Regions from separate parts of the Homo sapiens genome. Here regions 2, 3 and 4 are each linked to region 1. Evidence: chromatin loops called from intact Hi-C (ENCODE). Cell type or tissue: A673. All regions are shown on one strand. Links, peaks and the distances in the headings refer to the core of each region. The heading gives the core; the rest is flanking DNA. Region 1 overlaps NOS1AP (nitric oxide synthase 1 adaptor protein). Region 2 overlaps ATF6 (activating transcription factor 6). Region 3 overlaps NOS1AP (nitric oxide synthase 1 adaptor protein). Region 4 overlaps NOS1AP (nitric oxide synthase 1 adaptor protein).

What was found. Hi-C counts contacts between places; a loop is a spot of excess contacts. Peaks named below come from ENCODE experiments on the same cell type or tissue, not always from the same donor. Only the 100,000 strongest peaks of a DNase experiment are listed, where the experiment ranks them.
Region 2: it touches region 1 in a loop (6-fold over the local background); 14 of 110 quality-filtered maps call a loop at or near these places.
Region 3: it touches region 1 in a loop (2.3-fold over the local background); 3 of 110 quality-filtered maps call a loop at or near these places.
Region 4: it touches region 1 in a loop (2.1-fold over the local background); 4 of 110 quality-filtered maps call a loop at or near these places.

What each region holds. Positions count from the first base shown.
Region 1 is chr1:162,272,986-162,280,923 of GRCh38, reverse strand. The region is part of intron 2 of NOS1AP (nitric oxide synthase 1 adaptor protein); the gene reads right to left. Among named protein-coding and RNA genes, the nearest start is that of MIR556, 66 kb to the left of the region's middle. In A673, for the core only: a CTCF peak has its summit at 4,226 (motif pointing right); DNase peaks (open chromatin) are centred at 4,243 and 5,074; H3K27ac peaks cover 3,561 bases.
Region 2 is chr1:161,788,879-161,796,816 of GRCh38, reverse strand. ATF6 (activating transcription factor 6) reads right to left here. Exons shown (of 16, transcript NM_007348.4): 5 at 5,280-5,409; 6 at 4,490-4,693. Among named protein-coding and RNA genes, the nearest start is that of ATF6, 27 kb to the right of the region's middle. In A673, for the core only: a CTCF peak has its summit at 3,991 (motif pointing left); a DNase peak (open chromatin) is centred at 3,936.
Region 3 is chr1:162,165,367-162,173,304 of GRCh38, reverse strand. The region is part of intron 2 of NOS1AP (nitric oxide synthase 1 adaptor protein); the gene reads right to left. LOC105371475 (a long non-coding RNA gene) reads left to right here. Exons shown (of 4, transcript XR_007066699.1): 2 at 1,441-1,578; 3 at 4,827-5,023. Among named protein-coding and RNA genes, the nearest start is that of MIR4654, 12 kb to the right of the region's middle. In A673, for the core only: a CTCF peak has its summit at 3,912; DNase peaks (open chromatin) are centred at 3,934 and 6,204; H3K27ac peaks cover 3,601 bases.
Region 4 is chr1:162,140,604-162,148,541 of GRCh38, reverse strand. The region is part of intron 1 of NOS1AP (nitric oxide synthase 1 adaptor protein); the gene reads right to left. The region is part of intron 3 of LOC105371475 (a long non-coding RNA gene); the gene reads left to right. Among named protein-coding and RNA genes, the nearest start is that of MIR4654, 13 kb to the left of the region's middle. RefSeq lists enhancers at 3,289-3,583, 2,973-3,687. In A673, for the core only: no CTCF peak of the experiment used is centred there; DNase peaks (open chromatin) are centred at 2,031, 2,441, 2,971 and 3,511; H3K4me3 peaks cover 1,797 bases; H3K27ac peaks cover 4,494 bases.

The sequences.
Region 1 (7,938 bases), core at 1,608-6,607:
TATTGTTGATTTATATAAAATCTCAGAAATGCCAGCATGACCAACACCAAAGTTTGAAATGAATCTAAATTCCAGAATATCTATGAGGAGTCTTGGAAACACTGGGTAGAGACATTTATTTCCCATCTACCTACCTCAATCCCAGCATGACTTATTTTTGCAATAGATATATTATTGAAAATTGGGTATAAATAAAATCTCTGCAATCTCCAAAATACTCAAAAGGAACCACAGAAGCTACTTTTTAAAGAAATATTCATTGTCATTATATAGAAATGAAGTATCATCCTACTTTGTAGACCAAGGAGATCTAAAACTCAAGTTCTAAATCCCATTTGGAATACTTGATAAAAAGGCAGAATCACAGGCCCAGGCTTTAGAAATGTTTATTCAGCAGATCAGAAGTACGGCCAAAAGTTGGCGTTTTTTAAAATGCACATGGTAATGTAGACCATGCTATTCAGAAACACTACTTTGGGCCACAAAAGCAAGGATTATTATACATTTTTATTTGCATTAAGAATTGCCATAAACTAATCAATGTGTCTTAATCATATATGTACTATTTTTTAAGTATAGCTATTCTTGTAACAAGATAGATTCTTATGAAAGTGCTATTGCTAGTTGTTGTCATCCATTTTCTAAATCAAAAGCTAATAAAATAAAAAGTATTACTTTGGGAGGAAATTCCACAGAGTGCTAAGCATTAGGTATTCATACTTTACCTTTCATACATTTTTTACATCTGAAATATTTCTTTATTATTTATTTAAATAGAAACAGAGTTTTGCTATGCTGCCCAGGCTGATCTCAAACTCCTGGACTCAAGCAATCCTCCCACCTCGGCCTCCCAAAGTGTTAGGATTACAGACATTAGCCACTGCACCCAGCCTGAAATAGTTCATTAAAAAATTTATAGAGGAAACTTTGTATTTGAAATGTTTGAGGCCACCAGGGTTGACCAAGCTTTTCATCTTATAGATGAAGAAACCAGTGCCCAGGGATGATAAGAGACTTCCCAGGTTCATTAGCAGAAAACCCATATCTGGAACCTACATCTCCTGACTCTTGGCTCTGTGCTTGTTATGTTCCCCAACACTTGTGTCTTTTAGTAGCTCAGAATCATGGCTCCAGGAAATAAAATTCATTCATTCATTCCTCCATTCATTCAATACATGGTTAATGAGCTGTCTCATGAGCACACAAACCCCATTTTATAACAGAAAGCAAGAAGAGAAATAAGAACATATTGGAAATTAACTTCACAGGACCAGGAACATTCCACACCCAGGGACACATGTCAATAACGTGGGAAGGGTATGAAATACCAGTGAGGACAGAAAAACATGGTAAAGAGACCTTCTGAACTTAAGGAGGGCTTTGGGGCAGGAAATATTCAAGCTCGTTGCTGTTTGGAACGTTGAGAAGGTGGAAGAGCGGTTCATGCACACACAGATGTTCTGTGAGGAGGCTGCATTTCCACAGTGTCAGGAGACCAGCATGATGGCATAGGGCAAGTCAAACAGGCCCTGGCATGGAAGGCAGCGGCAGCCTCAAGTGCAAGCAATCTCGGACTGTGTACTCAGGGGAGCTCCAAGTGGCGGTTGCTCCCTGTAGAGAGGAGACGAGATAGCCCCGGGAATACAGCCATCACTTTTCTCTGACCAGGAGCATGCTGACAGGTCACGGGTAGCTGAACAACAACCTAAATGATTAAGGGGCCTGAAGGGCTGATTTATGAAGCAAGATGAGTACCAGTACTAACAATCATCTGCTGCTTTCAGCTGCTTTCTTCTCTATATCTCTCACAGCATGTTAAAAACAAGTATTAGAATCTTCTCTTCTTTAAGTAAAAAAAGAGACAGAGGTGGATGGCAAGATAAAAATACAACAGTATAAACCCTACTCCGGTCAATTCTATCATTCTCCACTAATATCTAGCCTAGACTGTCCTCTAAACTCCTCTAAATGGTTAATATATGATGTAAGTAGGAAGACTAGAGACATTAAACAACGTTCCTGGCAGAAAGCAAAGGTACTTATTTAAGGTGATGAATGTCCCAGTCACCCTGATTTGATCGTTACAATCTATATGAATGTATCAAATTATCACATGTACCCCAAAATATACACATCCATTATGCAGCAATAAATAGTCTTGCAGAGGAGTGGGGCAGAGATAACACTGTTACCACAGTATGATTCATATCTACACACACACACACACACACACACACACACACACACACACACACACACGTAGAAGGAGTAAACGTTTCCTAGTATTTAGAAGAGTCATGAATCAAGGATTTACGGTTTTCTGCCTCAGACCAAAAGTGGGTATGAGACAAATGATGAATCCTTTTGTCTTTCTAGGGCTCAATTTACCTCTCTTGAAAAGAAGGTAATCAATCATGTTTAATAAACCTCCCAGCACCTCTCACTATCTGCCACACACATCCCACACTTACCTTGTGAAGTTAGGTTAAACAATTTGCATGAAGTATTATGAAGTCAAAGAAGCTACACTGAATAGTAATGCTATTTCACAGCAAGTATTCACATTCTTAGCTACGTGACCTTGAGCAAGCCACCTACCCTACAGAAGGGTATAATTCTTCCCTTCTGTGAAGCCAGGGTATTGGGTTAGATTACACCTTCCCAGCTCTAAACATGACTCAATGTGATATGAACCTTCATAGCTCTTGTAGGAAGAGTTAGATGGGCAGGCACACTTGAGGAAGGTGGGGCAAATGTATACCAACATAGAAATGAAGGCATTTGGTGAGGCCAGGTCAATCCCAGAAGCAAGGGAAGAGGATGGAAGGCAGAAAGGATGCAGACAGATGGGGAAAGTTCTAAAATGGAAAAGAAGTTACTATAGTTTTGCATAGAAAGTAGGAGGGTGCTTAAGGGTTTTAAAAAGAGTGAAAAATAGAGGTGCAAATCCTGAACATAATCTTGGCAACAGCACTAAGGAATCAGGAAGAAGAGACACTGTAAATGAGAAATCTAGGAAAGACTAGAGACATGTATCAAGCACTGCATAGTAAGAATAAAGAAAATATCTGGATGAAATCACTATATAGACTGAGAAGCAGAATAAGGAAGTGGTCCCTAAATCCCTTGCCTGGAAAAGGTAGCAATGTTTTCACCAATGCCAGCACAGGTGAACACAAGAATGTGTTATACATTGAAAAAGTCTATCTTGCACTGGAGAATCAGGTAATAGGAGCTAGACAGGATGTGGGGGTCACACAGCCATTCATGTGGGACTGCTTTTCCTATGCTCTCCCAAGTCTTCTACCCGTTGAATTTCCCCATAGTACGCTTAGGGTGAGCTTAGACTTTCTAACATGATGAGCAAGAGATAAGGGTAAATTTGGAAAACCTGTGCTTGCATTCATCCATTAGGATAATACAAGTTCCAGATGTAAGGTGGCTGGGAAGAGAGAAACTACAGTAGGCAGAACTGATGGCCCCAGTGAATATTCGTGGTATAATGAAAGGTATGATGAAGAAGGTAATTCTTGAGAGATACTGAAGAAACTATTTGAGAAGGAGGAGGAAAATAATAAAATCAGAATTTGGAGGGCTCTCGAAGTCACAGTGTTGTCTCTGTCGAGCAATCATTCAGCCTCTAACAGAATACTGGCAGCTCTCTTTGAAAAGTAGTTTCTTACAATAAAACTGGAAGCTACACCCAGAAGATTCCACTTATATGATTCTCTAAACTGGTGCTTCTCAAACTTGAAGGTCCATATAAATCACTCAGGGACCTTGTTAATTTATAGGCCATTCTGCAGGTCTGGGGAGAGCCAAGGGTTCTTTATTTCTAGCGTAGTCTCAGATGATGCTGACACTACTGGTCCACAGACCACACTTTGAGAAGCAAGGAGCCAGAACCACAGTATGTAAGTCCAAAAGGTATTTGGATATGTCAGCTTTGTGAACTAACCATCTCTAAGGTTTCTTTCAGTGCTAACATTCAATGATTCCTACCAATTATATATGTCAATATTCTGAGTTACATAAAAATTGAGACATGAGGTGTTTCTCAGGAACAACCACCTTAAGATGGCCCCAAATCAAACTCTAACATACAACTCTCATACATAAATGATATAAATACAGTAACCAATACACAAGTTCCCAGAATGGAGGGGAATCTGAAGTTATTGACTTCTTTCAAGGCATAATAATTATCTACTGTCAGTAGGTGGCAATATTTCCTCGGGGTTATGGGATTGTAAAGTGGAACCATGGTTCCCAGCCTGGGCTGTAAACTAGAGCCAACTGGGAAACTTAAAAAATACTGGTGTCTGGATCCCACCCCCAGAAGTTTTGATGTAATTGGTCTAGAGTGCAGCCTGGACATTGGGCTTTTTTTTTTTTTTTTAAGCTACCCAGGTGATTCTCATGAGCAGCTAAGACTGAGGTCCACTAAAGTAGAGTGAGGTTTAGCAGACCATAGAAACTAAGAAGTCAGTGCTGGTCATCAAGTCACTCCTGATTCCCTGCGTCTCCCCGTTCTTCACTGGGACTGACTGATGCACCACATGATCTCTATTCCATCTCATCTTCTCTTCCAGCCCATCACCATAGGTAACTCCAAAGCTGCACCAGACATTACGTCGTCCAAATTTCTATGACAACAAATGAACTTGGGTGAAGAGATGCCAGGATGGTTTATGTAGGAAGAGCACTGTTTTCTGCAGGACTGTTTTCACCATAGCAAAGTGCCATAACCCAACTCATCCCCAGTACCAGCCTTGACTCCGAGGGTCAGTAAATTTTTTTCTGTAAAAGATAAAGTGGTAAATATTTTATGTTCTGAGAGCTATGTGATCTTTGTTGCAACTATGCAACTCTCTTGCTCCAGCACAAAAACAGCCATAGACAATACAGAGATAAATGAGTGCAGCTATGTTCCAATAAAGCTTTATTTATAAAGGCGCTCAGTGGGCCAGAGTTGATCCATGAGCCATGGTTTGCCAACTCCTGCCTTACCTCATTTGAGTTCCCTCTGAATTTTCTGTCTCCGCTCTATTAAAGCATGTGGCATTACCAAGCACAACCACTGTGACATCCAGAGTGCAGGAAGGAGTCTACTGGATAGAGACTGAAATGCGTGGGAGGGCCCCCGAAGACAGATGAGATTTGAACATGGATCCAAAGCAGAGCAAGGTGACTATTCAGAAACGAGGATGAAAATGGGAAGAAGCCCCCACTACAAACTGCAAAATCCTAATCCTGGGATTATTTTCCCATAGGAAAAACAATCTGTGATGTGAGGCAGGTTTCCCCCTCCAACTATGATGGAAATCTAAAGTCAAACTTGACAGGGAAAGAGAATGAACTACTGAGAGTGAGATGTGACCAGATCAGGCAAAAAACCAAAATGAACATGAAAATAAACCTCATACCTTATGCCAGAAATAATTCAAAGTGCATCACAGGCTTAAGTGTAAAACTATAAAACTTTTAGAAGAAAATGGTAGGCAGATCACCTGAGGTCAGGAGTTCAAGACCAGCCTGGCCAACATGGTGAAACCCCATCTCTATTAAAAATACAAAAATTAGCCGGGTGTGATGGAGCATGCCTATAGTCCCAGCTACTCAGGAGGCTGAGGCAAGAGAATCGCTGGAACCCAGGAGGCAGAGGTTGCAGAGCCAAGATCGTACAACTGCACTCCAGCCTGGGTGACAGAGTGAGACTCCGTATCAAAAACAAAAAACAAAACAGAAACAACAACGACAACAAAAAACTTTGTGACCTGGGTTTATATAGAACTTCTACATATGATACCAAAAGCATGATCCATAAAAAATAAAAAACTGATTAATTGAACTTCATAAAATTAAACTTGCTCCGTGGAAGCCAGTTTTAAGTGAATGAAAAGACAAGTAATAGACTGGGAAAAAATGCTTGCAAATAGGACACCTGACAAAAGATTTGTATCCAGAATACATTCATATAAAGAACTCTCAAATCTCAACAGCTGTAGACAACACCCGAAGTAAAAAATGGGCAAATGACTCAAATGGACACTTGATTAAAGGGGATATATTGAAAGCAAATAAACACATGTAAAGAAACCAACAAGTTTTGGTAGTTGGTTCAGTGTTTTTGTCTAACAGGAGGAATTGAGACAGGTGAGGCTCATGCCTAGGAAACAAGGCTAAAAAATTATATCTGCCCACTGGGATTTTTAAAGTCTGAATCTTGAGCTCCAGGGCCTATTGAAACACACTCAGACCTGATTACAGCTCCCTAAGACAATAGGGTATTCACCCAAGTCTGGAATAATGGCCTCCCATGAAAAGATGTTCAATATCATTAGCTGTTAGGGAAATGCAAATTAAAACCACAGTAAGATCCCACTATATACATATTAGAATAGATAAAATTAAAACAACAACTAAACACTGTATGGTAGATGCACCTGACAGAAATAACAAGAAATTAGGGTTGCCACATGCAGGTTGCTGAGGGAAGTGTGCCAAGTGAGGGTGCTATATAAACTGCATGCTTTTTACAGGCGGTTATCATTCTCCTCTCCAGCCTGCAGCCACTGGACCGTCTCTGTAAGTTCCCCCAAATAAACCACATGTTTTGTTCACCGGTTCTGGGTCTCTCCTCCGGCCTCTTGAACCTGGTGCCATCCCTACTGAAGTCAACAGGGTCCAGCACAACAGACGCCAAACACCGGGGAGGATGCAGAGCCACTGGACTTCTCACGCATTGCTGAAGGAATGGAAAATAGCACAGCCAAAACTAATTTAGCAGTCTCTTAGAACGTTAAACATACACTTACCATATGACCCAGCATTACCTCAGCTAAGTGTTTACCCTAGAGAAAGGGAAAGTTATGTTCCCACAAAGACCTGTACATGAATGTTTAACAGCTCTATTATAATTACCAAAATTAGAAACGACTCAAATATCCTTCCACAGGGTGAATGGATAAGCAAATTGTGGTATATCCATATAATAGAATACTACTCAAAAATAAAAAGGAAAATAAGCAGTTCATGTGTGATACAGTATTGTTACAGAAAGTTAGAGGGGAATTGGTTGAAATGTAAAACAAATTTTTAACAAATAAAAAGGAATGAACTACTGATACACACAAAACTTGAAAGTATCTCTACCTTGATTGGGGTGAAGGTTACATGAATCTATACAGACACATAAATTCATAATACTATACCCCCAAAATCAATTTTACTGTTAATTTTAAAAATAAAATGAAAATTAAAGTCCTTTGGGCTGGATGAAGTGTCAGGATAGGAGATGCTTCCCAAACTCCTCCTCCTCAGGTGGAGTGAATGAAAACCTTGCCCCCAGGCCTCCAAGGTTAGCACAGACTGAATGTGAGGGATACCCTCTCCACTGCAGTGCAAAGCACAGAGACAATTCTGAACTAACTGTTCCCAGGTCAAGAACAGAGGCTTCGGCCGGGCGCGGTGGCTCACGCCTGTAATACCAGCACTTCGGGAGGCCGAGGTGGGTGGATCACGAGGTCAGGAGATCGAGACCATCCTGGCTAACACAGTGAAACCCTGTCTCTACTAAAAATACAAAAAAAATTAGCCGGGTGTGGTGGCGGGCGCCTGTAGTCCCAGCTACTCAGGAGGCTGAGGCAGGAGAATGGCGTGAACCCGGGAGGCGGAGCTTGCAGTGAGCCGAGATCGCGCCACTGCACTCCAGTCGGGGCTACAGAGCCAGACTCCGTCTCAAAAAAAAAAAAAAAAAAAAAGAACAAGGGCTTCCAGAGTTGTCCTGCAGAGCAGGCCAGGAGAATCTCATACTGGCTTCAGAAGATAAGGGAAGTCTTCCCAGACACAGAGTCCCCTCCAGCCTATACACAGCCAGTCCAGGCACTGGTAGGGTCACTAAGCTAGGGCAATGGACACCCATGAAGGTCATCCAGC
Region 2 (7,938 bases), core at 940-5,939, 480 kb after region 1:
ACACAGATGATATAATTCTACACCTAGAAAACCCATAGTCTCTCCCCAAAGGCTCCTGAATATAAGGGCTCTCTTTTAATATAAAATAATATCCTGGTCACCCAAAACCATCAAGGTTGTCCTTTCAGCTTCTGTGTACTGAGAAAATACATGATGGAAAAAGGCTGCTAAGAATTTAGTGAAGATTTAAAATGAACTTGGAGTTTATTAGTCAGAAGTATAGCTATAAAAATTTGAAGAGCTGTACAAAGATATATGAAATAAATTATTTGGTCTACAGAAAATGCTTGCTTCAAGTATGGATTTGCAGATGCTTTGCAAAATGCCATAAAGCTACTACCCCCATCACCCACATCCCAGGGTCCACAATATACAGACTGAGAACCACTGACTTAAACCAATACTTTGAGAAGAGTATTATAGGAAGCCATGTTCTACATCCTCTGAGTTTAAAATTATGATTAAAAGATCCCTCCCCAAAATTAAACACTGTTCAGGGAACTTTGGGACTATTTTAAAGAACAGAAGAGGTGTAAATATAATGAATTAGGCAACTTATAAGAAAGAATCCTATTTCTAGCTACAGTTACAGATTTAAAGCCCTAGCAGATAACATGTACAGAGGGCTTTGTAATATTTCTTAAACTAATTAAGAAAAATAATCCAAATCTGTACTACCAATTGTGTAATTACCACTGTCTCCTTGCTGAGACGACCGCATCACACAAAGGAGATGGAAGAATACCAAGGCAAGGCCAAATGTGGCTTGAGTCCTACCAAGCCACTGCTGCTTCCTTTTTTTCCCATATTGTATCAAGCCTTTTCATCCCAGAGTACCCAACTATCCTCAAATTACCCAGCAGCTAAATCAGGGATACTCTAAATATTCTAGGCATGTTTGGGTTCAACACAGAATGAGGGGAAACAACTAAATTTCTATGACAATATGTTCAAGTGAAAGAACAAAAAACTCTCATGGTGACTTGGTAAATGCTGACCAGGCCACAAACTACAATGCAAAGAATTGTTTGGGGCCTTAAATAGCAGCTGAACATAGTTACTACTGTTCCTAGTGTGGAAACAGTTAAAAAGGACATTCCAAAGGCTGTTTATCCATTTTAGCATGCTCAAAATCCTCTCTGGCATTACATGCAAATCCCCCTTAACGGAACATGGCTGGATTCAATGCCATATATTTTTTTGACTATGTGTAACTCACTGATTTTGATAGTTCTTTCTTTTAAACTTTCTTCAAAGATTTTAAACTATGTATCAAACATTTATTGAATGCCTACTTTGTCTGAAACAGCATCGGTGTGTGACTTAGGGCAAATAATCTGTACTTAGCGTTCTCATCTAAAAAATGGAGATATCACAACCCATCACCATAAATCATAGAAACATACTGAAGTTTCAAATAATGTGTAAATATTATTTGAAATAAGATAATGCACTTAAGCACTTAGAAGAGTGTCTGGCACATAGTAAGAACTTAAATGCAATTATTATTATTATTAATCTCCTTTTCTATATAATAATAGCTTCCATAAGGGCACTGCATGAGTTATTAATTTATTAGTTATCACAGTGACTGTTATTTAACTGTTTATGTGAATTTAATCCCCCAATTAAAGTGTAGAATTCTTGAGAGCAAGGAATACATCTGTCATTTTTTTTTTAAGGCGATACAGTATAGTGATTATTCACATAGACTCCGAGCCAGACCACCTGGGCTCAAGTTCTGGCTCCACTTCTTATTAGCAGAGTGATCTGGGCAACATATTTTACCTCTGTCTCCCATTTCAATAATTTTCGCCATCATCTACCCAAAAAGCCCCAAGATAGAAAAACGGAAGTCATCCTAGACACCTTCCTCTCTATCGTTCAGCCTCCTTCTACACAATCCAATTACCAATCTCTAAGATTCTACACTTTTAACATCTCTACTCTTCATCCTGGTTCTCCACTTTCATTGATATTCCAGGCTTTCATTATCTCTCATCTACACTACTCAAAACAGTCTTAAAGGACATGGAGGACTGAGAAGTAGAAGTAGGCATAAGTTGTTGCTGGTTGGTAGAAAATGGTGAGCCAAAAAACTAGGAAAAACAAGAGAATTCAAAGGACAATGACAGATTAGTTGAGCTAGAAGAAGGGATTTATAGAAAAGAGTAATATTATAAAGTTCGAAAACTAAACTAGGAGGCCAGGCATGGTGGCTCACGCCTTAATCCCAGAGCTTTGGGAGATCAAGGTGGGTAGATCCCTTGAGCCCAAGAATTCGAGACCAGACTGAGCAATATAGTGAGATCCTGTCTCTATTAAAAACAAACAAACAACAATAACAAAAAAACAAAAAACTAAACTAGAGCCAAATTGTGAAGAGTTTTACATTCCAAGCTAGAGAATCTCAGTCTTAAACCTGTGGAAATTACCTCTTCTTTTTCAATGGTAACATATTTACTACTAGTATTAACATGATTAACTGTATAATGTCTTGCCCATACTTCCCTTCTTCCTCCCCATTCTCAAATAAATGAAAAACATACTTTAAATCTGTATGTTATTATAATAATACCACCTATTTAGATTGTACTATAAAAACAGACAAGGCACCAGGCGCGGTGGCTCACACCTGTAATCCCAGCACTTTGGGAGGCCGAGGCAGGCGATTACGAGGTCAAGAGATCAAGACCATCCTGGCCGACATGGTGAAACCCTGTCTCTACTAAAAATATAAAAATTAGCTGGGCATGGTGGCACGTGCCTGTAGTCCCAGCTACTCTGGAGGCTGAAGCAGGAGAATCACTTGAACCCAGGAGGTGGAAGTTGCAGTGAGCCAAGATCACACCACTGCACTCCAGCCTGGCAACACAGCGAGACTCTGTCTCAAATAAAAGAAAAAAAACAGGCAAGGTGCAGTTCCTCATATTAGCACATGCTCACAAAAAAATAACTATAGTCTTCAGATGACAGGAAAGTATTGAAGTTTCAAATAATGTGTAATTCAGGTTTCTGGAACTGATAAACTGCTCAGAAAAGAACAGTTTGTCTTCTTATTATAGGTAAGATCTTCCATCACTCAAACATAGTCAATGATCTGCTAAGGGCAAATTCTTAGGAATACCCCTGCTTTATACGCTAGTCATATTAATGTCAGACTTTTTGTATAGACGTATTTTAATAGCTTATGGGAACTACAATGAGGTTCTTCATTAGTTTAAATTCTTAGCCTTTGGGAAGGCACAGATCCTTATGAGATCCTAATGAAAGTTTTGGAGACTATCCCTAGAATAATCCACATATGAACATACATTAAATCCTGCATTTTGTTTCAAGGAGTTCATGAACCCTTAATACACATTTATAAATCACAAGAATACCTATTCTATAGGAATGCTACTTTTCAGATGGAAAAGGCAGCAGTTCTGACTTTGTACTGAGAGAGCAGGCATTTCAAACTGGTTTTTGTTTGTTTGTTTGTCTGTTTATTTTTGGTGGGACTGATGGATGAATTTTCACTGATTCATCCATTCTCTCATCTAGGTCTTCTTTTTATCAATGTCATATTGTCTATGACCATGTAATAGAACAAAGCTAAAAGAGTATCTGGAAATTAAATTTATCAAATTTACCCTCATTAAAACTATGCTCCAAAAAACGAGCTACCTATTCACAATTGGAGATACAGTACAAATGTAACATTGGTGTTTATTTACAACCCATACCCCATTATCGCCTAGTCATATCTGGTGCCAACAAACTAAATCCAGAGATAAGAATGCTGCAAAAGTTTTCTTGTACCCAGTGTATACAGATATCAGTATGAGTACAATGATGACTAATCTACCTAAGAGATCTCCATACGGAAATGACTCCCATATCTGAATAGTACCAAATCCTCAGACTTGAACTTCTTTCAATAATGACATAAACCTCTCATAGAATCACAAGTGTATGAGGCCATCTGGTGGATAAAATACGAAACACACAAATTCTTAGCTAGTTGAAAGCAGAGTTCAGGTCTCCTCATGACCAGGTCAATATACTGTTTACTAAACCATGCAGCCTCCTCAGAGATTAAGGGTGTGATTCTATTGCTATAACACACCTGAAATGGACCCTATTATTTTAAATATTCCTTCAAAACAAAAAAAGTTCACAGCCACAAAAATCTGGCTGACCTGAACTCTGCCTTCAACTAGCTTAAAATTTGTGTTCCTGTATTTTATCCACCAGAATAAAATGGCACCAAGAAAGTGTCCCAGATTTTCAAAATAACCATCAGATGTAACTGGTCTGGAGAGCTATATCCCTTGTTATGACAGGAACCACACATTAGTCATCTCTGCAACGTCCTCATAACCAAAGACATTCCTGACAAACAGCACGTGCTCAGAAATTATAACCTGAATTAAAACAAATCATATGACACAACCCTTACTGCCCTCCAAATAAATTTACACAGCCTTAAATTCTGCTCAGGTACCTTTAGTGGGTGCAGGTTGTAAACTGATAATTGGTTGCTGCTTTGCCAATGGCATAAGCGTTGGTACTGTCTGAATAATGATGGTTTTTGCTGGAACACTGGAGTTTGTTTGAGTCTTGGGTGCTGCTGGAAGCAATAAAGGCTTGGGCTGAATTGAAGGTTTTGAATTCACCTGAATTTTTTTCTTTGGAGTCAGTCCATTTTCTGGAGAAAAACCAGACAAACCACAAGTCAATGTGAAAGCAATTACGCAAGCCCTAAAAAACAGATTCTATCACACACCTTTCTCTACACATTATCTTAACTTCGATTAACAATCTTTAACTGGAGTTTAAGCATAGCTACAGTACATATACCTGAATGAACTGAAGAAAAGTACTTAAACTGTTACCTCCTTTTCTAACCAAGCTGCAGTTTTGGGAATGGGACACACTAACTGGTAAAGGAGAATTGCTAAAATCACGGGATAACACCCAGAGATTAATGAGGTAACAAATGTCATAGCTCCATTCAGTTATCTTTAACTGAAACTTTGAAATCTCTCCTGAAGATGGTGGGGTCTGAGTCTATTTTAAAGTATCTTTCACCTGTAAAGACAGAGACAACCAAAGATTATTTCTCCCCTTTCCTCTCCACGGTAATCACTCACAACAAACAATATAGGTCCACCAATTAAAAAACAGCAAGCCAGCCTAATAAACATAAATTTAATCCAGCATTTTCTTTTAAGAAATGGAACCTAAGCTCAATCTGAAATAGAAATAACAGAAGTTAGGAGATAGAGTAATACCAGTCTTGTTCCTAGGACCAGTGACAGGCTTATCTTCCTTCAGTGGCTCCGCTGAAGAGAGACTATTAGAGTTTTCACCATATAAGGAAAGGGGAGACATCTGAGAACTAGAAGACAAATCCAACTCCTCCTGTAGCATAATAAAAACAAAAATTAATGAGTATAATCCTTAAGCAGCAAATTGCATAGAAAAGGAGGAGACCCACATATAAACAGAAAAACACTTCAGGGTAACTTCAAAGGAAAGGTATATTAGAAACTGTATATATATATTAAGTAATAAGTGACTATCAGCATGATCCATCTATACCAAAGGAAAAATAACTCAAAATGCAGAGTAAGTCTATGCCATCCTGTTAAAGATATGAATCATTGATCTGTTGCTACATTTCTTCCTACAAACTACACACACACACACACACACACACACAGAGACACACACACACACACAGAGACACACACACACACACACACATATAAAACTTGGTTCGTAGTCATACAAACATTCAGTATCAGTATAAGGTTGCAGTTAAAATGCCAATATCCTTTCTCCATAATCTCTCTTATTTGGTCTTAAAAGAATATCAAAAGCAAAATAATTTTATTTGTATTCTTTTCTGTTTTCTATTTTGTAATACTGCCTTTGTTCCAAATGTTGTAAAAGAAAGATGCATGAATGGAGCAGTGCTTTGTTGTTGTTGTTGTTGTTGTTGTTGTTGTTGTTGTTGAGACAGAGTCTCACTCTGTTGCCCAAGCTGGAGTGCAGTGACGCAATCTCAGCTCACTGCAACCTCTGCCTCCCCAGTTCAAGCAATTCTCCTGCCTTAGCCTCCCGAGTAGCTACAACCACAGATGTGTGCCACCACGCCTTGCTAAGTTTTTGTATTTCTGGTAGAGAGGGGGTTTCACCATGTTGGCTGGGCTGCTCTAAAACTCCTGACCTCATATGGTCCACCCACCTCAGCCTCCCAACGTGCTGGGATTACAGGCGTGAACCACCCCACCCAGCCAACAGTGCTATTTTCTTTAATTTAGTAGGTGAATTCATAATGATTGAGATACATAAAGATAACATTCGCATTTTCCCAAAGTCTTTTAATATTCAGTGAATCTATCTCATTTTGTTAGAATAAAGAAACAACATAGAAGTAGCAATTCAATTCAGACAGAAAAGATGGCATGCATGATCACGCAATAGACATAATCTCTACTTCATAACATCTTCAAAATAATCTATAAGATTATAATATAAAAATAAAATTTAAGAGAATACTTGTTTACTCTCAGGGTGTTGCAGACCCTCTTAAGTCAGAACACACAGAAGCCACAAAGGAAGAAGAAATAGATTTGAACAAATAATAAGTAAACTATTTAACAATAAAAACTAGACCATAAACAAAGTTAAAAGATATATATTGGTAGAAAATATTTGCGAAAAATAGACAAAAGGCAGGAACAGCCATTTCACTGAAAAGGAAACGCAAATGGTAGTCAAAGGCAAATTTAAACTTTTTTTATCATAAAAAAAAATTTAAATGACCTTGAGAGGATATGGGAGAAAGAAATGCTCTCAGTCTCACTGGTGAGAGTGACAAGTGACAATTGCATCTTCCTTCATCCTTAACACCTACTCAGCATGTAAGCTGAGCAATATGTAGAGTGTATTAAAATACATTTCCAAGAAACCAAAGAGTACAAGGTAACACGGGAGGAGACTATTATCTTCACGGCCTTTGATGCTTAAAAGGTATTTGATAATATTCGACAAGTATTCCTCAATAAAATCCTAGAAAACAAGGATCCGAGGAATACTTTCTTAACATTAAAAAGCTATCAGTAATTATACAGCCAAGTCCAATGCTGAATGCATTACAATTAAAGTCAGGATAAAAAATAGATACCTGCTTTTTCTGTAATTCTAGTATAATTACACTAAAAGAAGAAATTTAAAAAACATTAAAACAAAAGAGACAGCGTGCCTTTTAGCAAGGTAATATGCTATATACTTGAAGCACATGTAACAATCCACTGAAAAAAAAATTTGACTTGAAAATATTGTATTAATATACACTTAGAAAACATAATAAAAAATAAATATTTCAAGCCAGGCACAGAAAGACAAACATCACATGTTCTCACTTATTTGTGGGATCAAAAAACCAAAACAATTGAAATCATGAACATAGGGTAGAAGGATGGTTACCAGAGGCTGGGGAGGGTACTGAGAAGCTGGTAGTGAGATGGGGATTGTTAATGGGTAAAAAAAAAAAAAAAAAAAAAAAAAAGGAGAAGGAATAAGACATATTATTTAATAGCACAGCAGGGTGACTATACTCAATAAGAGCTTAGTTGTACATTTTAAAATAACAAAAAGTATGTAACTGGATTGTTTATAACACAAAGGATAAATGCTTGAGGGGATGGATACCCCATTTTCCATGATCTAATTATTTTACATTGCATGCCTGTGTCAAAACATCTCATGTACCCCACAAATATATATGCCTACCATGTACCCAAAAAAAGTTAAAAATAAAAAAGATTTAAATAAAACAAATAAATAAATATTTCACTCACAATAGCAATAACAATTACAAAATACCTAGAAATTTTCTAAGGAATGTGCAGGACCCATATGAAGAAAACTACACAACTGAAC
Region 3 (7,938 bases), core at 1,313-6,312, 110 kb after region 1:
GAGAGTGGAGGACAGCTGTGGTGGCTCACACCTATATTTCCAGCACTTTGGGAGGCTGAGGCAGGCAGATCACCTGAGATCAGGACCAGCCTGGGCAACCTGGTGAAACCCCGTCAAAAATATTAGACGGGTGCAAAAGTAATTGCGCTTTTTGCCATTATTTTCAAAGGCAAAAACGCAATAACTTTTGCATCAACATACACAAAAAATTAGCTGGGCATGGTAGCACCCACCTGTGGTCCTAGCTACTCAGGGGGCTGCAGTGTGCAGTGGGAGGATCACTTGAGCCTGGGAAGCAAAGGTTGCAATGAGCCAAGATTGCGCCACTACACTCCAGCCTGGGTGACAGACTGAGACCCCATCACAAAAAAAAAACCTCCTATTGAGCAAGGGTGAACTTGTGTTTGGTTAAGAATAACACTCAACTAGCAGGCAGAGAAGTTTGCTGCCTGAATAGCAGAATCTCAAGGCTCAGTCTCAACATCAGCATAGTTATTTAAATGATTCATATTTAAATGATTCATGACCATCCATTGGTTAATCTATGCAAAACCTTGAGATGAAAACAAACAAACAAACAAACAAAAACAAACAACAACAAAAAAAACCTTTCCTCACCTGACAGAAGGGAAAGCACATACATATACCAAAGAGTTGGCTGGGTCACAGAAAATAGTGATATATGACAATAATCTCCAATGACCACCTGCTGACATTCCACTTAAACCACCCGCCTCATCAAGATTATTCCTGTAGGCCACTAGTTTGCAATGTTAAGTAATTTGGCAACACAGAGTCATGGCCATCTAGAGGGTTTCAATAGCAAAGCCATCATGTGGACTTGGGGCACACCCATTCACAGGCCCACATCCCCCACTCCAGACTGGGATAGCCATTCTTTTGTGTCAAGGGATGATATGCATATAGAAGAGTCTCTGTGACTGCCATTTCTCAAAATTCAGACAAAGCCAAGATGCTCATAATGTATGTTTCTACTGCTACAGCTACCCTACCACCCACAAAATGTGAAAATTTAAGATGTGTTCTTCTCCAGTATAGGCTCAACAAGTTTCCTCTTTAGTTGCCATTTACTGGTGGGTGCTTGGGTCTCCTCTTGTCCCTCTCCCCACAACCCGTCATGGGTTCATCTGAACTTGGACTTCTGGTTTGCTTTACAGAGAGGTCTTACTGGTGATGGGTAAAAGATAGTGGGTAGGCTGAGTAAGGCCTGGGGAAGTTTCTCCCACTGAGCAACTCAGCATCTTCCCATCTAATACCATCAAGCATCTCACTGGCTGAAGCCCCAACCTTGGGGCTGCTAAGTGGCTTTCTTGGGAATGACACCTTTCCATTTAACGGGTTAAGGTGGCTTAAGGAGGAAATATATGGCCTAAAAAGGGTGGTATGGGAGAATGTCCTCAGCTTTCCTTTATTGCACAGGGAGATTCCATGAAAGGAGAGAGGCTGGCACAGCTGGTTGTTCTATGGCCATGAGGAGAAGCATGACAAGAGAGAAGAGATGCCACTAGATGAAAAGAACTCTCCAGAGAAGAGTGGAGGCCCAAACTGGGAAGTTAGGTGAGAGGAGATGAGTTCAGAAAGAGAGGCTGGAGAGCCTGATGAAAGACCTTAATAAAGGGTGAGGGCCTAAGAGCTCACTTACAGGATCCTTAGTCCCCAAAGGCTCCAAGTTCAGGGGTGGGGATGGCTGAGACAAAGATTAGACAATGCAACTTTAGCAGGAGTGAAGACCAGTACAGAAGTAAAGCACAGGAAGAAGCCAGCCACTGAGGCAGGAAGAGATGGCTGAGAACTGGACCAAAGTGGAAGCAGTTGAGGCAGGGAGACATACGATCTAGGAGATGCAGGCAGAATACAAGACCATGATGAGCAGCCCCATGACACCAGGGTTACATAACCCTTTCCAATAACAGCAAGGGGAGAGAAAGTCATGTGCCATTCCTTATAAAGCAGGAAATTAAAGCAGAAAGAACAAACGACCTGAATTCTAGCCAGAACTGCTGCCCTGTGGGATCCAGAGCAAGCCACAACCTTTTCATGCCTCAGGTTCCTTCCCAGAAAAGGAGCATGAGGATCTTGATCTCTGCACCCTCCCGCTCCATCCCTTTGGGTAAAAGCCTTGAGTCACACTTGGAGTATTTGCAGCAACAATGCTGAGTGTGCTGGGATCCAAGTACAGTGACCAACAGCCCCTGTGTCTTCCCCAGCATGTTGGCATCCCAGAGGCCCTGGACCCCACCCCAAATCCAAAAGCATGAACCCCAAGCCTCCCTGCAGGATGAGCTCCACCCGTTTAGCTGCCTGTCTCTTCTGTTCCTTGGTTTCTTTTCTTTTTTTTTTTTTGAGATGGAGTTTCACTCTTTGTTGCCCAGGTTAGAGTGCAATGGCACAATCTCAGCTCACTGCAACCTCCGCCTCCCTGGTTCAAGCGATTCTCCTGCCTCAGCCTCTTGAGTGTGGGACTACAGGTGCACACCACCATATCCGGCTAATTTTTGTATTTTTAGTTTTTGTATTTTTAGTCGAGACAGGGTTTCTCCATGTTGGTCAGGCTGTCTCGAACTTCTGACCTCAAGTGATTTACATGCCTCAGCCTCCCAAGGTGCTGGGATTACAGGCGTGAGCCACCGCGCCTGGCCTGTTCCTTGGTTTCTTAGCACTTCTCCTTTCTTTTCTTTTCCTACTGGCCCATTCTAATTTCCTTCTCTTCTTCCCTCTCCTTGTTTTTAAACTAACCTATTCCTGCTCCCCTATATCTCTTAACTTCAGTACAACTTTTCTTGATAGATATGTATTGAGCAAGTACCTAATGAAAGAAGCCATGTGGCTTACTAGTTGAGAGCCTGGATTCAGAAGGCCCAGGTGGACCCCCAGCTCTGCTGCTTGCTACCTGGGTAGCCTTAGACAAGTTACTCAGCCTAGATCTCAGTTACCTTATCTGTAAAATGGGGCTAATAACAGTACCTCCCTCCAAGGGCTTTTGTGAGGATCAACCAAGATGAATACATGTATAGTGCTTAGAATAGAACTGGCATGTAGTGAGCACTCAAGAATATCAATTATTACTACCCCAAGCACTGAGCTGTATCCTTCAGGGGACACATGTGACCAACACAAGGTCACTGCTCTCAGGTAGTGACTCTGTTGAATAAGAATAAACAACAATCATAAAAACAATTATAACATAAAGTGAGCTAAAATACCTGAAGAGAAATACAGAGAGGGTGTCTGAGTTCAAAGGGGTGCACTATAGGTGAGAGGAATCAGGGAAGATTTCGTAGCAAAGGTTTTCATTTGAAATGGGCTTTGAAGAACTGAGACCATACAGGCAGGAAAGGGAGGGAGGAAATTCCAGAGAAAGTGAAAAACATAAAGGCAGAATGGCCAAGTGAATGGGAAGATTGTAAGAAATTCGGTGTGGCCAGAGAACTGGGTTTCTGCATGGCAATCATAGGAAATGAGTTGGACAGGCACAGTGAAGCCAGACTGGGAGGCCCCTGACCGCCCGCTGAGATTCCATATTTCATTCACAGGCAATGAGGAGCCACTGAAAGTTTTTGAATAGAGACATGATGGACCTCATGCTTTAGGAGCTGGTTCAAAGTGGCATGCTGGGTGGACAACAGGAGCCCTCCAGCTCTACCAATGCACAGTCTCCTCTGTGAGGACAGATGGACACATGCCACGTGCATACAGTAGTACTGCATGCACACTGAGGAGAAACGCCTCTCCAGAGACAAGGGTACTGGATTCTTAAAGCAGCTGTCTGAGTGCCCAGCTAAGCAACTAAATGCAGGGGTGTATGGGAATGCATTTCTTAAGTGAAAATCACAAATCAATATGATCTCTTTCAATAAACAATTCAGCTACTGACTCCTCATTAGCACCCCCAGCAGGGTGCAGTTGTTAAATTTAAAGGCAGCCAAACTCTTACTTCAATTAAGTGTCATCCCTACTAAATGAAGACCAGATGTGCAAGCCAACAAAGAAATCTAATCAAGTTGGAAGAAAGGATTTCTGTAAAAGAGAAAACCAGGGGAAGGTGTGGGATTGGTCAGAAAACAGCAGATGCTGAAGAGAAAAGTCAAGCCAGGGCTCCAGATCAAATAGGGTCATTTGGCAAGGAAAGGCAGAGAGCTGCTGCAAAGCCCATGCACGGAGGGCGCTCATCTGGAAATGGAACTGTTAGGCAGTTAGAATCCCATCAATCTTTCAGAAATCCCCGCCAAGGGTGCAAGACTCTTTATTTTAACCTCAAAGTCCAATGCTTAGAAGATTTCCCAGCATGGCTCTCTGAGGGAGACGGAATCCTTGGATGTCTCCTCATGCCAGGCAGAGCCAACCCAACCCAAAGCTGGCCTGGTTTGGGTATTCAGGCCTGAACCAAGCCAGACTTCACTTCAATCCCTCACCACCTCAGCCCCTTAGGCCTCTTATTTAATAAGGAGCAGTGACTTACTATATTATCGAAATAACTTTTTGAGGCTTGAAGCCTCTCTTCTATGTACTATCTTTACCAGGACCTCATCTTAGTTTTTCAAAGGAGAAAGAAAGGGAGGAAGGAAAGAGGAAGGGAAGGAGGAAGAAAGAAAGAGAGCAAGGGAAAGAGAGGAAGAAAAGGGGAGAAGGAAAGAGAAACACACCCCCCTGCCCACAAGCCTCAGCACAATGACAGCTTGTGCATCAATTGCGCGTGGATTTCTAGGCCTTTGCCCTTCCAAGTGAGCAGGCAACCCTTGCCAGGGACCCTACTGCCACATTCTCCCTCTGAGCAGCCTGACCCTGTTTATCAACTGTTTCCACAGCTGTAGCAGCTGATGTCACAAAGCCTGGCTGAGGACCAAAGAGAAACAGGTTCGTTTGGAAGTTCGTATCTGAGCAGACTGGCTCAACCAGAAGTCCAGAAAAGTGTGGACCAGCTTCAACAGGACAGCACTAACACAGACTACTGCAGTCTCTGCACAGAGAGGCCTAAAGGAGAGGTCACAGCAGTACTCTGCAGGTAACACTCCATTTCCAACGAGCAGAGAATCCCAAAGGAGGTGATTTAGTGATGATCTCCATCAGCCCTAGAGAGGGATCGTCGTGGTCAGGAGACCCAGTTTTAGAGCCCGAATCCTGGCCATTCATTGCCTATGTGACCAGGTTACTGAATCTCCTCTTCATAAAGTAATTATGAGGATTCAGTGAGTTGCTACAGGCAAAACGCTTAGAACAGCGCCTGTTATATAACAACTAACATCAATGTAGACTTGCTATTTTCACTGGTATTTTTTTTTTTTTTTGACTAGCCACTTAAATTCTGATGTGTCTCATGTTTGGTTATTAGTGTCACCTAAAAGAAATAAAACCAGTTCCTTGTTGCTTTTTTCCATGAAATGGCTTTTAGATTAATACCTCTGAAAAACTGCAACAAGTCAAATTTTAAAATATTAACAAGTAACATATGCCCGGAGCAATTCAAACTGTCTCCCTTCCCAGCTCTCCTGGATCAGGATAAACAAAGACCCACTTGGGTCCACAAGTCACAAAATGAAGCAGCAGAGGATGGGATGATTGTCAACAACACCCAATATGAATGAGGACTATGTCTTAGCGGCTCGGGAGAGACCCCCTCAGATAGCAGGGCTGCCCCAAGGATGGCCTGAGCCTGATGAAGGGAAAGGAAAGGGGCAACTGACCTCCACAGGGAAATGGGCTGCACAGGCACCTCCCTCAGCCCCACAACCACCCTGGCACCAGGGCCAGGCGATTATGTTGAGGAAGTCCTGACCAAGCAAGGAGTCAAACCGGGGACTCCCCGGTCCAGAGCCCAGCTCTCTCCGCTGTGGCCTCTAGAGGGGAGGACCCTGCCTTATCCTGGGCTCAGGCAGCTGAGGAGAGAGGCTGAGTAAAAAGGAAAAGATCATGAATGACTGTTCACTGTAGGAGAAAGGCTAGATGTACACTCCACCTATTTAATAAGCCCTCAGGTGATGAGAGGATTAACAGCTGCAAAGAATGCCAAATCCTCTCAGGATGGTTAGTGGTTAAGGAGACAGGTAAATTGCTAATATTACATGAACAAGGGTGATTCCAACTGGTTAGAAAGCAGGGTGAGCTCGTTGTGAAGAAGCAATTTGTCATTTCCACCATAAACCTTCGTGCGGTTAAATGCCTCTCCAGGGAGGCAGAGACTTAGTGCAGCAGGAAGAGAGAGTAAGGAACAGCAGCTGCCCCATTATTTTTTACATTCATTAAATGCAAAAGGGCTGGGTGGTGAACAGAATACCCAGAGGCAGCAGGGCTCTGCTCAGTAGTTTTCAACCTGGACCTGATGGATTCACCAGATTCAGCCACAGGGCACCCGCATTAGTAGGCGAGGAGCTTCCACCCAGCAAAGGATCCTGACCAAAAGGGCTTGAGTTGCCAATTCTAGCTGCCTTCTGGGCCCAGTCACCATGCAACAGGGATGTGGAGAGGAGGTACAGGTGTCCACTGGGTATATACTATGGGCCAGGCACGGTGCTAAGGACGTGACACCCATTATTGCATTTACTTCTAACAGGGTTGACATTGTCCATTTTACAAAAGAATTGACAGTTGAGTAATTCACCCCTTTGCTGTCAAGATGAGTGTCAGAGTCCCTGCCTTCAAAAAGACAAATACACTGTGATGCATGCAGAAACAAAGGTCTCTCTAGAGTGTAATGGTAACACAAAAGAAGAGAAAACTACTCTGCCAACATCAGGGAAAGCTTCTAGAAGGGATGAAAGCTCAAATAGGCTCTGGAAGATAAGCAGAAGTTGGGCTGAGGTTTGAAGAGACAGGCTTCAGCCGCAATGGGAAGGGAGTGCTTCCCAGGTAGAAGGAAGAGGAGGAATAGAAGTGGCCTCAACAGGACATACTCAGGGCACAAGGCACAGCGGACCTATAATATGCTGCTGTGGCCTCAGGTGCCAGGCAGAATGCCATGTGCCTTGCTCTGAGTTCAGACTCAAGCCTGGAATCACCACATGGTTTTAAGTAGGACAATGCCTACAGAATCATCCTTATACAGATGAGCCAGGCAGCAGTGTGGAGGATGGTGGGAGGGCACAGCCAAAGGCATGGTGGCAGTCTGGAGGGCACTGCGGCAGCTGTCTATGAAACACAACAGTCTGGGGCTGCACTGGTAGGAAGGAATAGGGAGAGACACGATTGAAAAATATTTAAGAGGCACATCTGTAAGGGTGACCTAAGCCAGGGGTAGTGACAGAGAAGAAAGGTGACCCTGAGGTTTCCAGCTTACATTCTTGAGTGGTCAAGATGTCTTTCCAAGAGATAAGGAAATATGAAAAACAAGTGCATGTTCTTTTTCAGGGCAAAAAGGAGAGACTGCAGAAATGATAACTTCAGTTTTTTGACATATTGAATTTAAGGTGCCTTTGGGATATCCAAATGGGAGTGTCACACAGAATATACAAGTCTCAACCTCCAAAAAGAGTTTCATAAAATCAAATAATGGCCTTATTTACATCTAGTGACATACACTGCCTGGCAGTGTTCCCAGACTAGAGAAAGGCACAATCAGGGACACAGACAATGCTGCCTGGACTGACATTTGGTTAAACAGGGACAGTCGGCATGTTCTTGTAGGATCTCTGAGTCAGATGTAAGCAGACTGGAGTCTTGCCTTGGTTCCATACCACAACCATACCACGTTCAAGCTTAGAAGTGAATCCTAGATTCCCCACTTACCACCTCTGCGAGCTATGGCAAGTTATTTAACCTCTTGGTACCTCAGTTTCCTCATCTGGACAATGGGATAATTATTACACCTACACCACACAGAGTTGTTATAAGGATAAAGTAACAAATCTTGTTAAGTGCTTTGCATGGAGCCCGACACAGTAACAGCACATAGTGCAGTCTGTACTCAATTCTGGTTAATGTTGA
Region 4 (7,938 bases), core at 1,018-6,017, 130 kb after region 1:
TCTACACATGTTCCTCCCTGTGCACAGAATACTCTTCTACCCACTCGTCCCCTAATCTTCCAACATTCGTGATCCTGTAGATTTCTGCTTAATCTCTACTTCCCCTTTGTTTACCCCCAGGGTAGGTGAGATACCCTTAGAGAGGACTCCCATACCTCCATGCAATTCTCCTGTCTAGAACACACAGCTAAAACATGCTTTAGTCATCACTAGCTGACCGTGCCTCCCACAGGTCCAGGTACACAGGAGATGCTCAAAATACATTTGACTGAGTGGAATCCTCCAAAAATGAACACAGATTCACCCCAAGTGCCCATGGGAGAATCTCTCCTCTGAGGAGCATCCTGAGTCCTGGATTCTGCCTGGTGTTCCGGCATCTGAGGCATCAGCCTGCTCCTTCCAGCCCTCCATTACACTCTGTATAGTCCCACAGCAAAACTTACTTGACTTTTATCCAGGTACTTCAATTGGACCTAAGCCAGATGCTTTTACAGTAGCACATGCAATTCCTGGTTTACCGAGAGGGGTGGTATGTTAAACCTTCCTGCTGGTGGATTTTTAATCACCTAGCCTTCTGTAAGACTTCTGTAGCATTCCTGCATCCCCCCCTTCCAGGAATCCCTGCTGTGAGACATCAAACAGGGCCTCTATTCAGAACATTGACCACTGAGCTTAAGGGGAAATAAGGTAAAGGAGTTTAAAAATACCAGGGCCTACTTCTTTTTCATTAACATCTAGAAAGAAAAAAACTATACAGAAGATGCAAACTGTATAGGTAATCAAGATATGGGATTATCTGTATCTGTTCTATCTTATCTTCCAGATAAGCAGGAGCTAACTGCAAATAAAGTTAACTGAAAGACTTCAAATTTTTTTATAAGTTTCTGGACAACCTCAGCCTCAGTACTAAGTTAATATTTCATAAAGTGCTTTCACTTGCTGGCTTCCACCCTATTTTCTGGAGATTAACTTCTGAAGACACCAATCAACTCTACTGTTGTGGCCCCTGGTACACGAATCATAATGTGAAAAGCAGCAAGACAGAAAGCTCGAAACATTCACCAATGTAATTGCCATCCATAGACTTGTTAGACTTTCTGCCATCACCATCACCTTCTTCTGGAAACTCCTTTTATTCACAAGGTTTATGTCAGGTGCTTCCAGAGACAAGGGAAAAATGTATTTATCTTTTTTTTTTTTTTTTTTTTTTGAGACGGAGTCTCGCTCTGTCGCCCAGGCTGGAGTGCAGTGGTGCGATCTCAGAGGCTCACTGCAACCTCTGCCTCCCGGGTTCACTCCATTCTCCTGCCTCAGCCTCCAGAGTAGCTGGGACTCCAGGCGCCCACCACCCCACCTGGCTAATTTTTTGTATTTTTCATAGAGACAGGGTTTCACCATGTTAGCCAGGATGGTCTCAATCTCCTGACCTCGTGATCCGCCTGCCTCAGCCTCCCAAAGTGCTAGGATTACAGGCATGAGCCACCGCGCCCGGCCTTGTATTTATCAATCAAAAATAAATGCATCAGATTATTCTGCTTCTGATAAAGTTGGAGTAGCTAGTATCAGACTAAGCCTCCCACAAGTAACAAATAGGAACTCTGAACAAGATAGAAAAAATAGCTCTGCATAGAACGCAGGACACAAAAAGTGAACCACAATATAAACTGTGAATGTTAGTTCATAATAATGTATCAATATTGGCTTATCAATTGTAACTAATGTACTATACTAATGTAAGATGTTAATAATAAGGAATGTATGAGAACTCTGGCCTTGCCTCTCAATTTTTCTCTTAACCTAAAACTTCTCTAAAAAATAAAGTCTATTGTTTAAGATAATAATAGTAACTTTAAAAGCCCTGGAAAGAGACAAAAAACAGGCAGAGATTATGGGAAGTCAAGCTTTGAAAGAAGGGAACTGCTCTTGGTGAGGCTTGGGTGTGGGGCATCTCGTCTGGCAGCACAACCCCACAGGCACAGTGCAGGCTGGCTGGAGCTCAGGCAGAAAAGCTCACTCTGACACCCTGGGGAGTTGGATACCAGAGACGGGGACAGCCAGAGGAGCTTAAAAGAGAGGGCAGGCAGGAGGGAGTCACAGAGGGGAAGCCTCCAAAATCATGTGTAAACCCCAGCCAGGTCTTCAGGACCCCAACTGTGCATGTGCTCAGGAAACTCCAAGGAAACCAGCAGAAGGGGACAGTTGGAAAAACAAGAAAATCAAGTGGAGATTTTAACTGCTCCCCACCTCAGAGGAGGCAGATTTAGGATTTATGACCAGCCAAGTTAACTATCATTAAGAACAAGAAAACATGCTTCAGAAGAGGCTAGCAGAATCTTCTGCTATGGGTCTGTAAAAGCCCCAGTGACTAGCTAGCGCAGGCAAGGCCGCAGGAAAGGACAGGGCCCCCAGAAATAGGCATAACGTAAAGGTCCCTGCCTCTGCTGCACTCCCAGCTCTCATCTCCTTTCTGAAGCTGCTCAGTTCTACAGCCTCAGCACACAGGATACAACATGTGAGTTTCAGGGGTAACTCCCTTCTTTTACAGAGGACAGTGAGGCCCAAAGCAGTTAGCAGATGGCAGAGAAGGGGCTCAGTCTCCCTCAAGCTCCTGGCTTCTAGTCTAGGACCCCTGCATTCTTCCAAACTCTCTCCCTTGGGGGTCCCAAATGCAGTCTGGTCTCCCTGTCTACCTCCTCATATCCCGCTGGTCTCCTGGTCATACTGTGTCCTCTCTCCAAAACACACAAAAGCATAAAGAAATCTGATACCCTGGTCGTGCCTAGAAACCCCCAGCTGAGATTGCCCATCTGAGTTAGTCCCTGAACCTATCCTCTGTACTGATAGCTTCCAGAAACAGAGAACCAAAGGAGCTTTCCAAAGGACTGTCCAAAGGGAAAGCCCTTCCCTGCCTGCAGAAACTGCTCTTGTGCACAGCTGAGCGTCCTGCTGAGCGGGATTATGAATGTGACCAGGGTGAAAGTTCTCGCCTCATTTAGCATGGAACAAAGCAGCATTAACTGCAGCAGCAGGAGCGGCCCCAGATTCCGGGGCACACACTCAGCCAGTGACCTCCTACTAAATACTCTGGGGGAGGGGAGGAAAAAGAGAAAAGTTGCGTCAGGGTATCCCACTCCCCACTTGTGAGGCTTGCTCGGGGCTCTCCAGGTGCTAGGGTGTAAGGGACGTGGGGATAGGGACTCAAAGCGCCCATGTGGACATTTAGCAGCATCCTTGCTCTCAACTGCAATCAAGAGAGAAGCCTCAGTGCCAACCCCCCCACCCACCCCTCACATACACCAGAAAAGCTTCCAAAATGCTTGAAATGCAGCTGCACACCACGTCTTCATTTATTTGTAGTCTAAGAGGAATGAGGCACTTATATTTCTTCCTCTCTCTCCCAGCCCATCTGAAAAAGGAAGCACTATTTGAAGGCCATCTGATGCAACTGTGTCACTATTGATCAGTAGCTCAGCAGGGGCCGATGAATGTGCCGGAGATCACAGCAGAATCCTTCCTGCTCCTCAACATTAAGGGGCTGGGTGCAAAATGATTGCGATGACTTGTCTTTATGCTAATGCCATGCAATTCTCTAAAAGGGACAGAGGGTAAGACAGAACGATCCAACCAGCGTGCCCATGGGGAGGCTGTGTCTTTCAGTTCTTTTAGTCTCCATTAGCAAAAGCTTAGATGGGTTGGCCTGATTATTTCTATTATGAGGATCTGAGGGGTACAGCAAAGAGGAGAGAAAAAAAGCAGGAAGACAGAGAAACTGTTCTGGCCTTTCAACTATCAGCTCCTGAATAAAAGCTTCAGCTTGGTGATTAAAATCTCTGGCTCGTGTCACAGAGGCAGGTGTGAGGCAGAGGCCGGGCTGTACCCTGGGCCGGCAGCACTTTCTGCCATGCCTACCTGGGATGCTGACTTGGCCAGCAGGTTATTTTCTCCTAGGGAAAAGAAAAGAAAAGAAAAGAAAGTCCAACACATGGTGTGAGGCAAAGGGATACACTAACAAAGGCTGTATGATCATTAAAATCATCACCTGTATCAGGTAAACCAGGAATGGATAGGTGAACAAAGAACACCAGAAAACCAATAAGGAAGTCAGATCCAATGACAGAGTTTAAGTGACCTCGAATGTGATTTGATCTAACCCTTCACTTTATAGAAGGGAAAATCAAGGCTCAGAGAAAGAATGAAAACGTAGCTTGTGAGTGGCAGAATCAGAACCAGTGTAGGACTCCCTACCCTGTACCACCATGCTAATACTTCAGTAGGAAATAAGTAATCAGGATGAACATAAGCCAATGCCCCAGCAAGGGCTGGTTCACTACATTAAACTCAACTTGAGCTAGATGAGGATGCCTGTGTATGGACACCCAAATGGTCAGAAGGTCAAAAACACATCAGTGAAAAATGGTGGGGCACCAAGACTTACAAGGAATGGACGGGGATCCCTATTTGGTTCATCTGAATGACTTTGGGAATGGAATTAAAGGCACATAAATAAAAATGGTGCCATGACACCGAAGGAGGGAAATGGTCATCCAACTACTGGAGAACAGTAAACTGAAGAAATGAGAAGGCTGTCAGATGACAATAGAGAGAGATCCCTTATTCTTCACATGAAGAACGAAAGCACTCAGCTTTGCGCAGCACCAACATCCTACACCTCCTAAATTCTAAGTACTTAAACTCACCAAGCCTCTGTTTCATTCATGAAATGTACCTAGTATCTGTACTACCTACATGTCAGGGTTGTCATAAGAATCAAAATTAGATGGGCCAGACATGATGGCTCACTCCTGAAATCCCAGCACTTTGAGAGGCCGAGGTGGGGGGATCACTTGAGCCCAAGAGTACAAGACCAGCCTAGGCAACATAGGAAGATCCTATCTCTATAAAAAATAAAAATGAAAAAATTTAGCCAGGTGTGGTGGTACACGCTTGTAGTGCCAGCTAATCAGGAGGCCATGGTGGGAGGATCGCTTGAGCCCCGGAGGTCAAGGCTACAGTGGGCCATGATTGCACCACTGCAAATCAAAATTAGATAATGCAGATCAAAGTTTTATAGTTTAGAAAATATTATAAAATCATAAGGAGATAATATTCTTTGTATTATCATGTTCTTGCTTTGTGAGCCAAGAAGATCCTGAAGGTACAGAATTTGTAGCTTTACCATAATAGCCTCCTTGAATTCTCATAGACTAATAACTGTACACAGAGTGAGGTGATCTAAAATGCCAGAGTAAATGGAAGGGCAGAATCAAGAAATTAGTCTCAACAGAATCAAAGAGGAGTGAAGACGGAAGTGGTGAATGGCACAAGCAGAGTGTTACCAGTGACCAGACCACAGAGACAACTGGCAAACACCCCCACCTGCCACCCCTCATCAGGGAATGGCTAACTATGACACTGCTCACAGAACCTCATGGGATGGGCTCAGTTTGAGGTAAACACCCTGTCACATTTGCCTCCGACTGAGCAAGTTGCGACCAGGAAAAGCCTTCCTGGAGTTGGGAATGTGGGGTCTGCAGTGCAGTCATTAATCATTTGTCAGCCTCACTGCTGAATGAAACCCCACAAATGAGTAAAATTTCCAGATAACTGGCATGTTCCCCACTTAAATATAAAGTTTTCTATATTTTAAACTCTCTTGATTAGAAATCTCTCTAAAATATATTCCACGCTGTCCTAACAATCGAGTCTCTATAAGCCAGAATAACCTTTACATACATCACTTAACGTGTAAGTTACAAGTCAGCAACGACCCTGCAAGGAATGGCTCCAGACTACTATTAATACTACACCTTTTGAGTCCTTGAAGCTGATTTTTAGGATTTTTCTAAAACTTCCTACACTGTTAGCAGAAAGAAAGATGACAATATGCTACACATGCTTTCGCCTTTAACAATGCCTGTCCTCAAATCCTCAAGGAAGTACTAGCAAGACAAATTCGGCAACATACAAAAAGGATCATACACAATGATCAAGTAGAATGTACACCAAGAATAAAAGGTTAGTTCAACATATGACCATATGTTCATCTCAACAGACAAAAAAAACCCCACATTTGACAAAATCCAATACCCTTTCATACCCTTTCATGATTTAAACACACACACACGCAGAAACACACGCACACCAAATTATGGATAGAAAGGAACTTCCTCAAACTAATAAAGGGCTTCTACAAAAACCCACGTCCTATTTAATGGTGAAAGACTGAATGTTTTTCCTTTAAGATCAGGAACGAGATAAGGATGTCCACTCTTGTCATTCTATCCATCTTCCTTACAGAGCCACTGTAAAGATTAAATAAAATAATACATATGAAGTGATTGGCATTTAGATCTTCTGTCAGCTCTACATCTAAGTTAGTTCTCCCTGTTATACCTGGTTCCACTTATCAGAGTTGTGAGTTAATATCTGTTTCTTAGATTAACTGTGTCTCTCCAAACTAGACTGCATTGGTAGCTCCAAGGTATAACTGTTGTTGTCACCACTGTATCCTGAGCGCCCAGTACAAAGCTTGGCCCACCAAACAAATGAATGGACAAATGATAGCTTTTCCTGTTTTTAAGCAAGAAATTTTAAGATGTTTTCTAGTTCTTTACCTGCCTTCAGGCAGTCCCACTCCTCCTGCACTATAAAGACTCCATCATATTACCCAACTTCCTATGGTGATCCACCCAACAGTCCTCATAGCAGAGGAATTAATCATTCTCATTAACATCGGCAGCAGCATCACAAAACAGCAACTATTTTTGCAATGATTTTTCAGATAAGGTAATCCAAGTAAGCTAAAGGGAAGTAGAAAGTCTGAGAAATTAAGTCCCGGCATTAGTTCCTCTAACCAAAAGGTGGAAAGAAAGAGAGCAAGAAAAGCCACAAAATAATCAGAGAAGTCAAAGAGAAAAGAGTACACAAGGGCGATCAGTGAAAGGAGACGGAGGTGAGGGGCACACATGGATGATGAGGACAGATTTTCCCAGAAACAAAGAGGGAAGAGAGACATCAGCACTAGAAAGTAGCTCCAAGGTCTTTTGGCCCCACATCTTGTTTTACTCCAACAAGGCAGGACTGACTAATGTTCAATGATCAGGAGTCTTGCTCAAGGTCACTAAGTTACAGAATCAAAGTGAGAGAGGCTATGACCCAGGTATCCTGGCTTCAAAGCCAATGCTCTAAAAATAAAAATATATATTAGAATCACATGAAAAGTCTCATTGGTTCCAATTCCAGCTGCACCACTTTCTAGCTGCTCTATGAATTTGAGCCATCTGGTCAACCTCCCAGCACCTCAGCTTCATCATTTATGAAGTGAAATTTTGCAAGATTACCAGTGTGATTAAATGAGACCATGTAGGGAAAGCACCTAGTATTTCACATTGAAGCTCCATTCCTTTTTTAAAAATTACAGAACACTTTCTATTTGCCAAAGATAAGGAGGCAAGAATAAAAGAGACTGTAAACAAACAACCTACAGAATGGTAGTAAATATTTGCAAACTTTGCATCCGACAAAGGCTTAATAACTTAAATCAATAAGCAAAAAAACAAATCCAATAAAACGTAGGCAAAGAACATGAATAGACACTTCTCAAAAGAAGACATACACAAGGCCAACAAATGTAAAAAAATGCTCATCATCACTAGAGAAATGCGAATCGAAACCACAGTGAGATACCATCTCACACCAATCAGAATGGCTTTTGTTAAAAAGTCAAAAAATTACGGATGTCGGTCAGGTTGTGGAGAAAAGGGCGCGCTTCTATACTGTTGGTGGGAATATAAATTAGTCCAGCTACGGTGGAGAAGTCTGGAGATTTCTCAAAGAACTAAGAGCTGAACTACCATTTGAGCCAGCAATCCCATTACTGGTTATATACCCAAAGGAAAATAAATCATTCTACCAAAAAAGATATATGCACTGATATGT